Regions from separate parts of the Homo sapiens genome. Here region 2 is linked to region 1. The links are chromatin contacts, found by Hi-C or POLR2A ChIA-PET in ENCODE. All regions are on one chromosome and are shown on one strand. The core of a region is the stretch at or near the end of the contact, and the rest is flanking DNA. Distances in the headings are between cores, read along the strand shown.

Evidence for each region. A loop is a pair of places that touch in the nucleus more often than their neighbours do. ChIA-PET counts read pairs that join two places held with the same protein, here RNA polymerase II (POLR2A). Pooled maps may share reads with other maps.
Region 2: a map of MCF 10A shows a loop between it and region 1 (4-fold over the local background). The contact joins two enhancer-like sites. A Hi-C loop is called at or near these places in 4 of 168 maps with a recorded cell type or tissue (CD14-positive monocyte, MCF 10A, PC-3 and 1 more) and 4 of 50 pooled maps. POLR2A ChIA-PET finds 5 or more read pairs at or near these places in 4 of 52 experiments (B cell, GM12878, MCF 10A and 1 more).

The regions. Positions count from the first base shown.
Region 1 is chr15:67,861,155-67,866,794 of GRCh38, reverse strand. No RefSeq gene overlaps it. Among named protein-coding and RNA genes, the nearest start is that of RNU6-1, 24 kb to the right of the region's middle. RefSeq lists an enhancer at 3,989-4,078. Within about 2 kb of position 3,239, at least 13 of the 41 ENCODE cell types and tissues checked have a DNase peak (open chromatin) inside an H3K27ac peak, as active enhancers do.
Region 2 is chr15:67,995,410-68,001,223 of GRCh38, reverse strand. No RefSeq gene overlaps it. Among named protein-coding and RNA genes, the nearest start is that of PIAS1, 56 kb to the left of the region's middle. Within about 2 kb of position 2,228, at least 3 of the 41 ENCODE cell types and tissues checked have a DNase peak (open chromatin) inside an H3K27ac peak, as active enhancers do.

The sequences.
Region 1 (5,640 bases), core at 1,990-4,489:
AGGTGAAATGAACTTAATACATTTATTTATTGCTTTGTCCTTACTGATTTTGGAATCAAGATTATATTGGTTTCATAAAATGATCTGGGCAACTTTGGTCTTTTCTAACTTTCTGGAACAACTTATATAAGATAGAAATTAACTGATCCTTGAAAGTTCGGTACAACTCCAGAAACCCACAAGTTTTTCATTACCATGAATCCCTCCAGCTCCCCAAAAATAGTTTTCTACTGTTGACCACATTTTGAAAGATTTGGTTTAAATTAATATGTATGACTTTTTCTTTCCCCAGGTGACTGCGTGCTGTAGAGAAAGTACCCACAGCTCTGCAGAATGGTGCCATGACAAACTCAAAGTCATCACCCTCAACTGGACAGTCAACTCTTTTATTGTCCTCAAGTTAAAGGGTCGCACCTCTCTCCTCAAGTCCCCTTCTCAGGCTCACCTATTACCTTTGGATAGATGACCCAACCTCCTACTTGACTGAGAAAAGGTAGCCACTAGGGACTAGCCTCTTGAATCCACCTACCTCCTTACAATGATTCTGTCTACACCCAATCATACCTCTTTCCATCAGTCTCCAAACACAAGGTGTCCCTTCTTAAATCCAAGACAATCTCTGTAAACCTGCTCCAAATCCCCTCCCTTTCTCCCATGGACTTTGCCTGTTTTGACATCCCCTCTCTGTCCCGAAGTTTAAACTCTACCTCGCTATGGGGCTTGGGGGGCTCATTTTCCTCGGTTCAGCAACAGACTCAAATCTCACCCATCCCAAAATAAAATCCCTCCTTTGTGTGCTGTGGGGCAGACATTCTCACGCACTGCAGGTGGGAATGTAAATTGGCAAGATCTTTCTGGGAAGCAATTTGGTAACCTGAGTCAAAAGCCTGAAAAATATTTGCACCCTTTGTCCCAGTAATCCTACCTCTAAAAAATTCATCTAAGGAAATAATCAGAAATGCTGACAAAGGTAGATGTTTAAAGATGTTAATCTCTCTGTTATTTTAACAGCAAAAATTGGAAACAATCTAAAGGCTTAACAATAGGGGATAACTTAAATAAATTGTACTTAAATGTAATAAAATACTGTACTATCACTAAAAATACAATTTTAAAAAGCATAATTGAATGGGAAACTGTTCATGAAGCAATGTTGGCTGTGAAGACGGCAGCACAGAAACAGTAGATACAGTCTGGTGCTGATTTTGTTACATATAAAAATAGCTAACACTTCTGGAATGTTAACTATTATATACGTTCTCTCACTCAATCCTCACAACATTCCTGTACAGTTAATACCGTTATTCACATTTTGTAGAGAAAGAAACCAACCAGAAAGAAAAATACCAATATTTGGCAGGGGGTACTGATGAATTTTATTTTCTTCATTCTCTTTATTTTCCCATTTTTATTTATTTTTATTTTTTATTTTGTAGAGATGGAGTTTTGACATGTTGCCCAGGCTGGTTTCAAACTCCCGGGCTCAAGGGATCCTCCCACCTCGGCCTCCGAAAGTGCTAGGATTACAGGCATGAGCCACTGCATCCAGCCTGTATTTTCCAATTATTTAAAGAGGAATTATTATTATTATCATTTTGTCAAACAGAAGTCCTGAATCATTGCTCCTCTTTCTGATTTATATATGCTAGTAGTGAATATTTTGGACAATACAGAGAAAATGCAATTTCCATTACTGCTACTCCAACTGCCACAGACAGCCACTGTGGACAGTTTGGCTTTTGTATTTCTATTTGCCTCTAAAATGTGTATGTAGACATATGCACTTTAAAAAGCAAACACGCCGGGCGCAGTGGCTCACACCTGTAATCCCAGCACTTTGGAAGGCCGAGGTGGTGGATCGCTTGAGGCTGGGAGTTCGAGAGCAGCCTGGCCAACATGGTGAAACCTCCTCTCTACTAAAAATACAAAAATTAGCCAGGCGTGGTGGTGTGCGCCTGTAATCCCAGCTACTCAGGAGGCTGAGGCAAGAGAATCACTTGAACCTGGGAGGCGGACGTTGCGGTGAGCCAAGATCGCATCACTGCACTCCAGCCTGAGCAACAGAGTGAGACTGTGTCTCAAACAAAAACAAAACAAAAACAACAAAAAAAGATCATGGAAACGTGGCTGTACATAGAACTCTACAATTTGGGCCGGGTGCGGTGGCTCACGCCTGTAATCCCAGCACTTTGGGAGGCCGAAGCGGGTGGATCACGAGGTCAGGAGTCCGAGACCAGCCTGATCAACATGGTGAAACCCCGTCTCGACTAAAAATACAAAAGTTAGCCAGGCGTGGTGGCGGGCGCCTGTAGTCCCAGCTACTCGGGAGGCTGAGGCAAGAGAATTGCTTGAACCCGGGAGGTGGAGGTTGCAGTGACACAAGATCGCGCCACTGCACTCCAGCCTGGGTGACAGAGCGAGACTCCGTGTCAATAAATAAATACATACATAAATAACAACAACAACAAAAAAGAACTCTACAATTTGAGTCCAAAAGTGGCTGCATTTTGATGTCCAGGGGTCGCCGTCCTGCGGGAAGAGGATGTGCAGCGCCCGTTTCTGCTGAAGGGACCAGTTTACTTACGCCAGGCAGACAGCCATCTCTGTGCTGCCCCACCCCAAGAGCTCCAAGTCTGGGCCTAGGAGAACTGAGTTCCTGTCCTAATTCTGCCATTTACTAGCTCTCCTAATCAACTTTTTTCTTTGGGAGCCCGTTTGCCCACTTTCAGACGGGGCAACAGTTCTTGTCTTGCCCACTTTAAGGGAACACTGTGACGTTCCAAGGGGCTGACGGGTGTGACTGGTTAAATCCCGCACCCAAGACAGTGGTCTTGGGACTCCTGTCCCTCCTCCCCATTTCCCGCTGCCTCAGGAATCCTTCGACCTGGCTTAAGGAGAAGAGAGGCCAGCGGCCGCGGGAGGGGCAGGGACCTTGTGCCCTGCACAGCACTAGAGACCAGAAGCTCCAGGCTGGCTTTCCAGCCTTCCCGCCCACTCAAGAGTCCTGCGGCGCGCCCTGCATAGTGGAAGGACTCGCCGCGTGCGGACGCGTAAGGGAGGCCCCTGGAGTGCAGCGGTGGAAGAGGGGAAACGCCGGGACTCTGGAAAGCAGGCTGCGTGGCGTCTACTTCCAACGCACGTTTTAAAGGCACTGCGGGCGCGAGCCGGCGCAGAGGCTGGGGCCCTCCTCCGCGGAGCCGCCGCCCTCTGGTGGCGGCGTGCGAAAGTTACAGCAGTTCGCTCTGCCCCGGCTCCCCGCGCAGGGGTTGAGGGACTGGGTTGCCACTCACACATATTCTAAGCCAGGGGCCCTTAGGGAGCTCCCAATTGAGACCTGAAACCGGCCCGAAGGGGAAGCCTGACATGGGGAAGCCAGGACTGGGACCTGGGACTCCGGCTGCGCCCCCGATTGACGCTTACAATAGCACAATTATGGTCATTGTGAACGCCAAAAGCCCCAGACAGTTAAGATTTCATTCAGGCCATTGCAATAGGGAGAACGTTCATTAATGAGGAGCATCTCAAAGGGGACTGGGGTTTTAGAGAGGCAGGTAAACAATGGAGTCATCAGCGAATCTTAGGGAATAGTAAGAAAGGATGGAGATCCGTATTTCCTTGGGATGCGAGCTTAAGGTGGTCCTTTGTGGCTTAGCTCTTTCCTTGGAACTTAAAGAGGTTGGAGAACTTTATCGTCGCTGCCTTCTGGAGGCACAGGGCTCAGATAAAGGTCAACATTGTCATAGTAAATGGTGCATGATGCAGGACAGCCATTTAAGAGGTGAGGGAAGTGAGACCCAGACCACCCAACTGAAATTTTGTGGCTGAAGCAAGATTCCAACCTGCAGACACCAAGACAGCAAAAAGTCCCCAACATGAAGTGCAGAGTTCCCTTGGAGAGTAAGATCAGAAGCTCAGGATGAGTTCCGCCAACAGCGGAAATGACGTCCTCCAAGACATGGAATCAACCTACGTCTCCATCAACAGATGATTGGATAAATAAAATATGATCTGTATACCCAATGGAATCGTGTTCAGACACAAAAATGAATGAAATTGTGTCTTCTGCAGCAGCATGGATGGAACTGGAGGTTGTTAGGTGAAAAAAGTCAGACACAGAAAGACAAATACTCATGTTCTCACTCATAAGTGGGAACTAAATAATGTATACATATGGGTGTGAGTATGAATGATAGTGGACGCAGAGAAGGGGATGTGGGGATGGATGATGAGAATTCACTTAATGGGTACAATGTATGTTATTTGGGTGATGGATACCCTGAAAGCCTGACATCACCACTACGAATTCTGTGCATGTAACAAAATTATACTTGTATCCCATAAATTTATACCAATCCAAAAATAAATAAATAGAAAGAAATTACCTGCTCCACAGCTTCTGGTTTGATAGAACGTATTGGAGAAGCATTGGGATTACCCAGATTACCCCAGGTATAGGGGAAGGGGGCTATGAAGTTACAGTGAAGACCCCCTAGTCAAGCCTCAGGAAGGGCCAGAAACAAGGCAGGTCTGGGATTCACCTGCTGTGTCTGTCTCTCTTTCAGCCAGTCAGTCGGTCAATCTCTGTCTCCAGGATACCCACTGTTATCTCTTCCACCAATCTCCATTCCCCCAACTTCAACTGACATCTGGCCTCCTACAACTACCCTGGTCCCTGAATCTACTCAACCTTCCAGTCACAGAGTTCACTTTTTTTTTTTTTTTTTTTTGAGATAGAGTCTCACTCTGTTCCCCAGGCTGGAGTGCAGTGGCACAATCTCGGCTCACTGCAACCTCCACCTCCCGGGTTCAAGCAATTCTCCTGCCTCAGTCTCCCGAGTAGCTGGGACTACAGGCACATGCCTCCACACCTTGCTGGTTTTTGTATTTTTAGTAAAGATAGGTTTTCACCATATTGGCCAGGCTGGTCTTGAACTCCTGACCTCAAGTGATCCACCTGCCTCGGCCTCCCAAAGTGCTGAGATTACAGGTGTGAGCTACCACACCCAGCCACAGAGCCCACTTGTAACTGCAGCTTCCTACTGTATCTTTTAAGATCCCTCTCGAACAAGTTCATGCCTTCATGCCAGGGCATGAGTCAGCGGCTGCAGCCAGCCTATTCTCTCCCTGGCCTCTGGGTCCTGGGTTGTGTGGGGTGGGATGAGTGGGCTTTCATAATCTGCTTTTCACAGGGGATAGGGGCAGGACAGCTGCCCCTAGAAGCGTCAGGAGCGGCTGCATCAAGGCAGTCCAAGGCTAAATTTTGGAAGGCAAGACTAGACATGTCATCATTTCCAAGCACTTAAGCCCACTCATGGGTCCTGAGCTTCTTCTTCAGGAGGGTGTAGACTGAAGAGGGTGATCTGAATGGCTAGAGAAGAAGCAGCTAGAGTGACAAGCCTGCATAGCAGCCCCAGAAGTGTCCCTGGCCTGGCCCATGGACCCAGTTGTCCAGCCTCCTTGTCAACCATCTTCTTTCTCAGCATACGTGTTCATGCCCTAGGCCAACAGCAGGCAGACTACAGGCTGCAAAGCTAAATCTGGTCCCTCACCACTGGTTTCTGCTTGGTCTGAGAGCTAAGAATGGCTTTAATGTTCTTAAAAAAGTTGAAAGAAGAGTAATATATTGGCCAGGCATTGTGG
Region 2 (5,814 bases), core at 979-3,478, 140 kb before region 1:
AGTACAGAGGAACATATGACGCATTCCATCCTGCTCTCGCAGGCTTGAGGTATAGAGGACAAACCTAGGCCCTCAGAGTACAGGGATCCTGACTCCAGCACTTAGCAGCTGATCCATTTAGCCACTTAATCCTACTTTCTCATTTACAAAAAAAAAAAAAAAAAATCTTAATACCTACCTCAAGAAGTTGATGGATTAGATGAGCTCATGTCAGAGCCTGACACATAGTAGGCTCCCAACACATGTTCTTTCTCTTTCCCACTTGCACCCAATGCAGTGACTTGCACATCAAGGTGCTCAATAATATTTGTTAAATGAACTAAGCCTTTACTCTTCTGGTGGGTCCTATCAGGGCTGCCCTGGCTCATCATTCTTGGCTTGGTTCTTTTTCTTAAGCTTTGAACTTTGGCTAGATCTGAACTAATGGTGTCCTTTTACCACATCTGATCTCCCTGTGGGAAGTCACAAGCACTCTGGAGAGTGCTTGACCCATCCAAAGAAAGTAGCTTGTGGTCAGCTCCATCCAAATGTCAAAAGCCAGAATCTTCCGATTTTCAAGAGAATCCCCAAATTGGGGTTTTAATGAATAGCTTTTGATATTTAAATGCTTGCAACAGATTTCTTTTTCTTTTTCTTGAGTTGGAGTCTCACTGAGTCACCCAGGCTGGAGTGCAGTGGCGAGATCTTGGCTCACTGCAACCTCCACCTCCCAGATTCAAACAATTCTCCTGCCTCAGCCTTCCGAGTAACTGGGATTACAGGCGTGCACCACCATGCCCTGCTAATTTTTGTGTTTTTAGTGGAGACGAGGCTTCACCACATTAATCAGGCTGGTCTCAAACTCCTGACTTTAAGTAATCCCCCCAGCTCAGCGTCCCAAAGTGCTGGTATTACAGGCATGAGCCACTGTGCCCGCAGATTACTTTTTTTTTTTTTAACATCATATAGGACTAATTGGAAGTGTCTAACTCTGGCTTTGGCCAGTGGGCAGCCAGTTTGCAGCCTTCACTTAAAGCCAGCCACTATGCGCCCATTTTCACGTGGCCATGGAGGTAATTGCCCTTAGCCTTAAGAAGAAGGCTTTTACACAGGGCTTCTAGGAATCCTCTCCACTGAGGTTACCCCAGGCTAAAGGCTAAGGGAAGGGGAAGAAAGCCAATACTTATAGATACACCCCACAGAATACACCCACAATCTCCCTTGATTCCTACAGCAGCCCTGTGAATTAGGTGTTATCATCACCCCATTTGACAGAGGAGGAGACAGAAGTGCAGAGATATTAGATCATTTGCCAAAATTCCACTTTGCTGCTAAGTTATAGCATTGGGATTTGAGCCCAGGACTGCCTGACTAGTCTATAAATTCTGACTAGACTATAAATTAATAAAGAAAAGGGAGAAATGGTACCTTATTCTCTGTATCCTTCCAAACACAGGACTGGGCATGCACATAGTTAGTGCTCAGTAGGCACTGTTGATTGAAGTTCAATTGATTGACTGAGTAAAGACATGCTTATGGCCATATCTTCTCAACACTTAAACAAGAATTTGAAATTTGGCTTGTCTGTCTATGCCAGATAGACAAACTCCCCCATCGAATAAGAAAAAAAAGCCACACCCATATAAATAAATTGAATTGTCGGAATTGAGTCATTGTTGTGGCATCAAACAGATGTAGAGCAAATATTTAAAAGAGTAGAGTTGTGTGGGCTGGGCACAGTGGCCCATGCTTGTAATCCCAACACTTTGGGAGGCCGAGGAGGGAGGAGTTCAAGAACAGCCTGGACAACATAGTGAGACCACACCTCCATAAAAAAATTGAAAATTTTAGGCTAGGCAGAGTGGCTCATGCCTATAATCCCAGCACTTTGGCAGGCTGAGGTGGGAGGATCACTTGAGCCCAGTTCAAGGCCAGCATGGGCACCATAAGGAGACCCTTTATCTTGGAAAAACAAACAGAAAGAAAATAAAAGAATAGAATTGTGATTTCCTACCAGCTTTCTATAATCTGTTCCTATTTTCCCAATTCCTCATTCCTCCAAAAGAACATTTTTCACAGTTAAAAAATAATCTCCAATTATTCTTTCATGAGCACGTCCTGAGTGGGATTCCATAGCTTATAAACTTTCAGTTAGTGTGAGTGGCTGATGATGATGACAATGATGCCTCAACTATGCACAGTGATTAATATCTCAATGTCAGTATTTCACAATATGGAGCTCAAGTTACAGTCTTAAACCAGGGGAAAAACATGAGAGGTATTTTTAGTGAAAATCCTTGTTGAAAGACTCCCCACCTATAGAAACATACAGAATAGCTGCAGGGGAGTAGATCATCGTTTTCCTAAAATTTTGGCAAGAAACTGTGAGGAGTCCTGATAAGGCTGGCAACACGGAAGAATATTTTTTCCTCTTGGTGGCACCCAGCCAGCTCCTGGCAGCCCTGTGCCAGCTTCCCAGAGCTGCAAATGGCTTGGAGCAATTTTATCTTGACTTTATTATCCTAACTCACAACCTATAGAAGCAATAAAAGAGAAAACACGACGGAGGAAATGTGAAGCAGTAGCAATGGGCCATGACCAATTTAAGATGAAGTTCAAAATGCACAACCGAGCTACAGACTTAGTCCAAATTTGAACTTAGTAGGTACTAAGGTGGATAAGCCCCCCAAAATGTAGTGGCGTTAGAAAAATACAAGGAAAAGAACTATAATATTCCTTGGACTCCACGTGGGGCCAGACAGGCAGAGATTCTTTTTCCTCCCTCTTGGGAGACTTGAAATGGAAGTCATGGATGATAAAAATGATTTTCTATGTAATTCATAGGGCTATAATATCATCTGTAGCATTACAAGTGATTGTAATACTACAGACACTGATCATCATTGATTCATGCATTAATTTATGAAATATGTTATGACATCCACTCTGCCCTTAAATAGCTCACAGTCCAGGGAGGGGCTTAGTCATGAAAACAAATAGTTAGAAGACAAAATGATAAGTTAGGTCAGGCATGATGACTCATGCCTATAATCCCAGCCCTTTGGGAGGCCAAGGCAGGTGGATCACTTGAGCCCAGGAGTTCAAGACCAGCCTGGACAACATAGTGAGACCTTGCCTCTACAAAAAATAAAAATACATTAGCCGAGTATGGTGGCACACACCTGTGGTCCCAGCTACTGGGAAGGCTAAGGCAGAAGGATTACTGAAGCCCAGAAAATTGAACCTACAGTGAGCTGTGATCATGCTACTGTACCCCAGCATGGGCAACACAGCGAGACCCTGTCTCAAAAAACAAACAAGCAAAACCCAAAATAAGTTATACAACAAAAAGATGGGATGCAGAGAGGAAAGAGTCTGATTTATCCCTTGAGGATAGCAAGCTGGGTGAAAACCTGAGATTCTGGGGCTGAGACAGGGAATTCTTCTTCATAGAGAGTTGGGCCACTAGAACCAGAAGTTTGAACCATGTCCAGGATCCATGCAGAAAATTAAAGTCAAAGGCAGAAGGAAAGTCCTAGGGCAGGAGGACAAGACAAATGGTTCAGAGGCAGCTTGCATTGCTGGAGCACAGAGCTCCAAATCCTGGAACCAAGGAGACCAGATTGATCACAAAAAGGTAGAGTCAGCATCAATTGCCTGAGTAATTCCCTCAGTCCCAGCAGCCCTGTCACTTCTTTGGGCCCCACCTCATGATCAAGCAACCAATGAGTTAAGATGGCCCAACAGGGGCCCCAGGACCACACTTCATGCCAGGCCTGCTTCTGTGTGGATTGCTTCTACATGCTGGTCAGGGGAGTGATGTGAGAGTAGATCAGCTAGCTTGGAGGGCTAAGGATGCAATGAAGGCAGAGCCTTGCCCTTGCTCTTGGGGGGAAAGGGGGATGTTTTCTCAGAGACACTGATAAACAGGCAGGTGTTCATCTGGTAGAAATAGGAAGTGAGGGAGTGGCATGTGTAAAGGCAGGAAGCGTGTGACAGGCTGGGCAATGGGCTGGAGGGGTCATGGCTACCCATGAGCATCAGCCAGTTGAGTTGAGCTATTTGGGGGACCCTTGGGTATGGCCTTGGTTACAGGTATAGGACTTTATCCCATAGACAAAGAGAAGGAAGATGTTCTCTTCAATTAAGAAGTGGTTCTGGGCCGGGCACGGTGGCTCATGCCTGTAATCCCAGCACTTTGGGAGGCCAAGGCAGGCGGATCATGAGGTCAAGAGATCGAGACAATCCCGGCCAACACGGTGAAACCCCGTCTCTACTAAAAATACAAAAATTAGCTGGGCATGGTTGTGTGTGTCTGTAATCCCAACTACTCAGGAGGCTGAGGCAGGAGAATTGCTTGAACCTGGGAAGCGGAGGTTGCAATGAGCCAAGATCGCACCACTGCCCTCTAGCCTGGCGACAGAGCAAGACTTTGTCTCAAAAAAAAAAAAAAAAAAAAAATTAAAAAGAAAGAAAGAAGTGGTTCTGAATCCTCAGGTGCCCAGGAGCTCTCATTGCCCTGCTAGATAGGCCTGAAACCTGGCAGTCACCATGCTCTTCTCCGTGTCCCAGAGAACAAGCCACCAGGAAATAGAAGGGAGTTGTTTGCTGCCATTTCACTGCCTCTGCGCTGAGTAGGGATGCAGATAGATGTTCCAGCTACAGGGCAGCTTTGAGAGAGTGCCCAGAGGGCTGCAGACATCAGCAGCACCCCATGACCACACCAAAGAGGCCTCAGGAGAGAAAGCAGTTCCACTGTCCCTAATCCTAGGACACAGCCATTTCTCTAGGCCTTGACCTGTGACCTCCCAGACTCCCAAGAGGCCCACAGTCTGTGACTGATCAAGAGGTAGTTTCACATTTGTCCTTTGTGGCAAATAATACATCCTCATATTAAAAGAAAGCTAGCTTACTAGGGATACAGCTCATTTGTCCCTGGTCTGGCCCTTGGGGAAAGAGCTTGATTGTATCCAAAGCATAAGCATCGTCTAAAAATCCAACAGACTTTCTTTCCTTCCCATCAATGTATAAATTCACCTGAAACACTGCTTTAGAACGGTCAAACCTTCAGGGCTTCCAGAGGACTACTCCACCCAGCCTCAAGACAGCCCTGTGAGGGGGGGAAAATGAGGCGCAGCAAGGCCAAGGCCCACTGCTCATGAAGCTGAGCTTCAAACCCAGACCTGCCAGACACCCAGTCCATGCATTTCCCACAGGCCCACAGGGTTGCTCCTCCTAAACGGGCGGAGAAGCAAAGGCTGCTCTTTCCAAGGCTCTGTGGGTCCAGCAGAACATTTGCTTGTCAGGTCAGGTGAGTTTATTCATCTTATAATTTAAACCAGACTGGGCCTTAAAGACAACACCTCATGAGGTTGAAAAGTATGTGGGGAGGGAGGGTTCATAATAATATTTTGCATTAATAGGGGTCTCTGTTTTCCCAAGCATTTTACAGTTCCCACTGAACTGGGTCTTCCAGCCCTCCTGTGAGAGAGTCAGAGCATTTCTTACCTCCAGCTCCTTCAGAGGATTAGGGCAGAGGGCAGCCAGCCTGCTTCACCTGAGCTGGCCCAAACCTCAGCTGCTTCCCCTTAAGGGGTTCCAGTCCCTCAGTGTCACTACCAGCAAGGAGGTTTGAACGGCAGGGTCTCTTCAACACCACATGCTCCCCCTGATGGCTTGCGAGGACCATCTGAGTCCTCACTCCTGATCCTGTTGGGAGCAAGTGCCTTTTCTCACAGGAGGGAGAGGCCACTCTCCTCCTCTGCCTGACCTCTTTATCTCCACAGCAATGTCATATGAGGCGAAACTAGGAGGATAAGATATCTAGGGGAATCT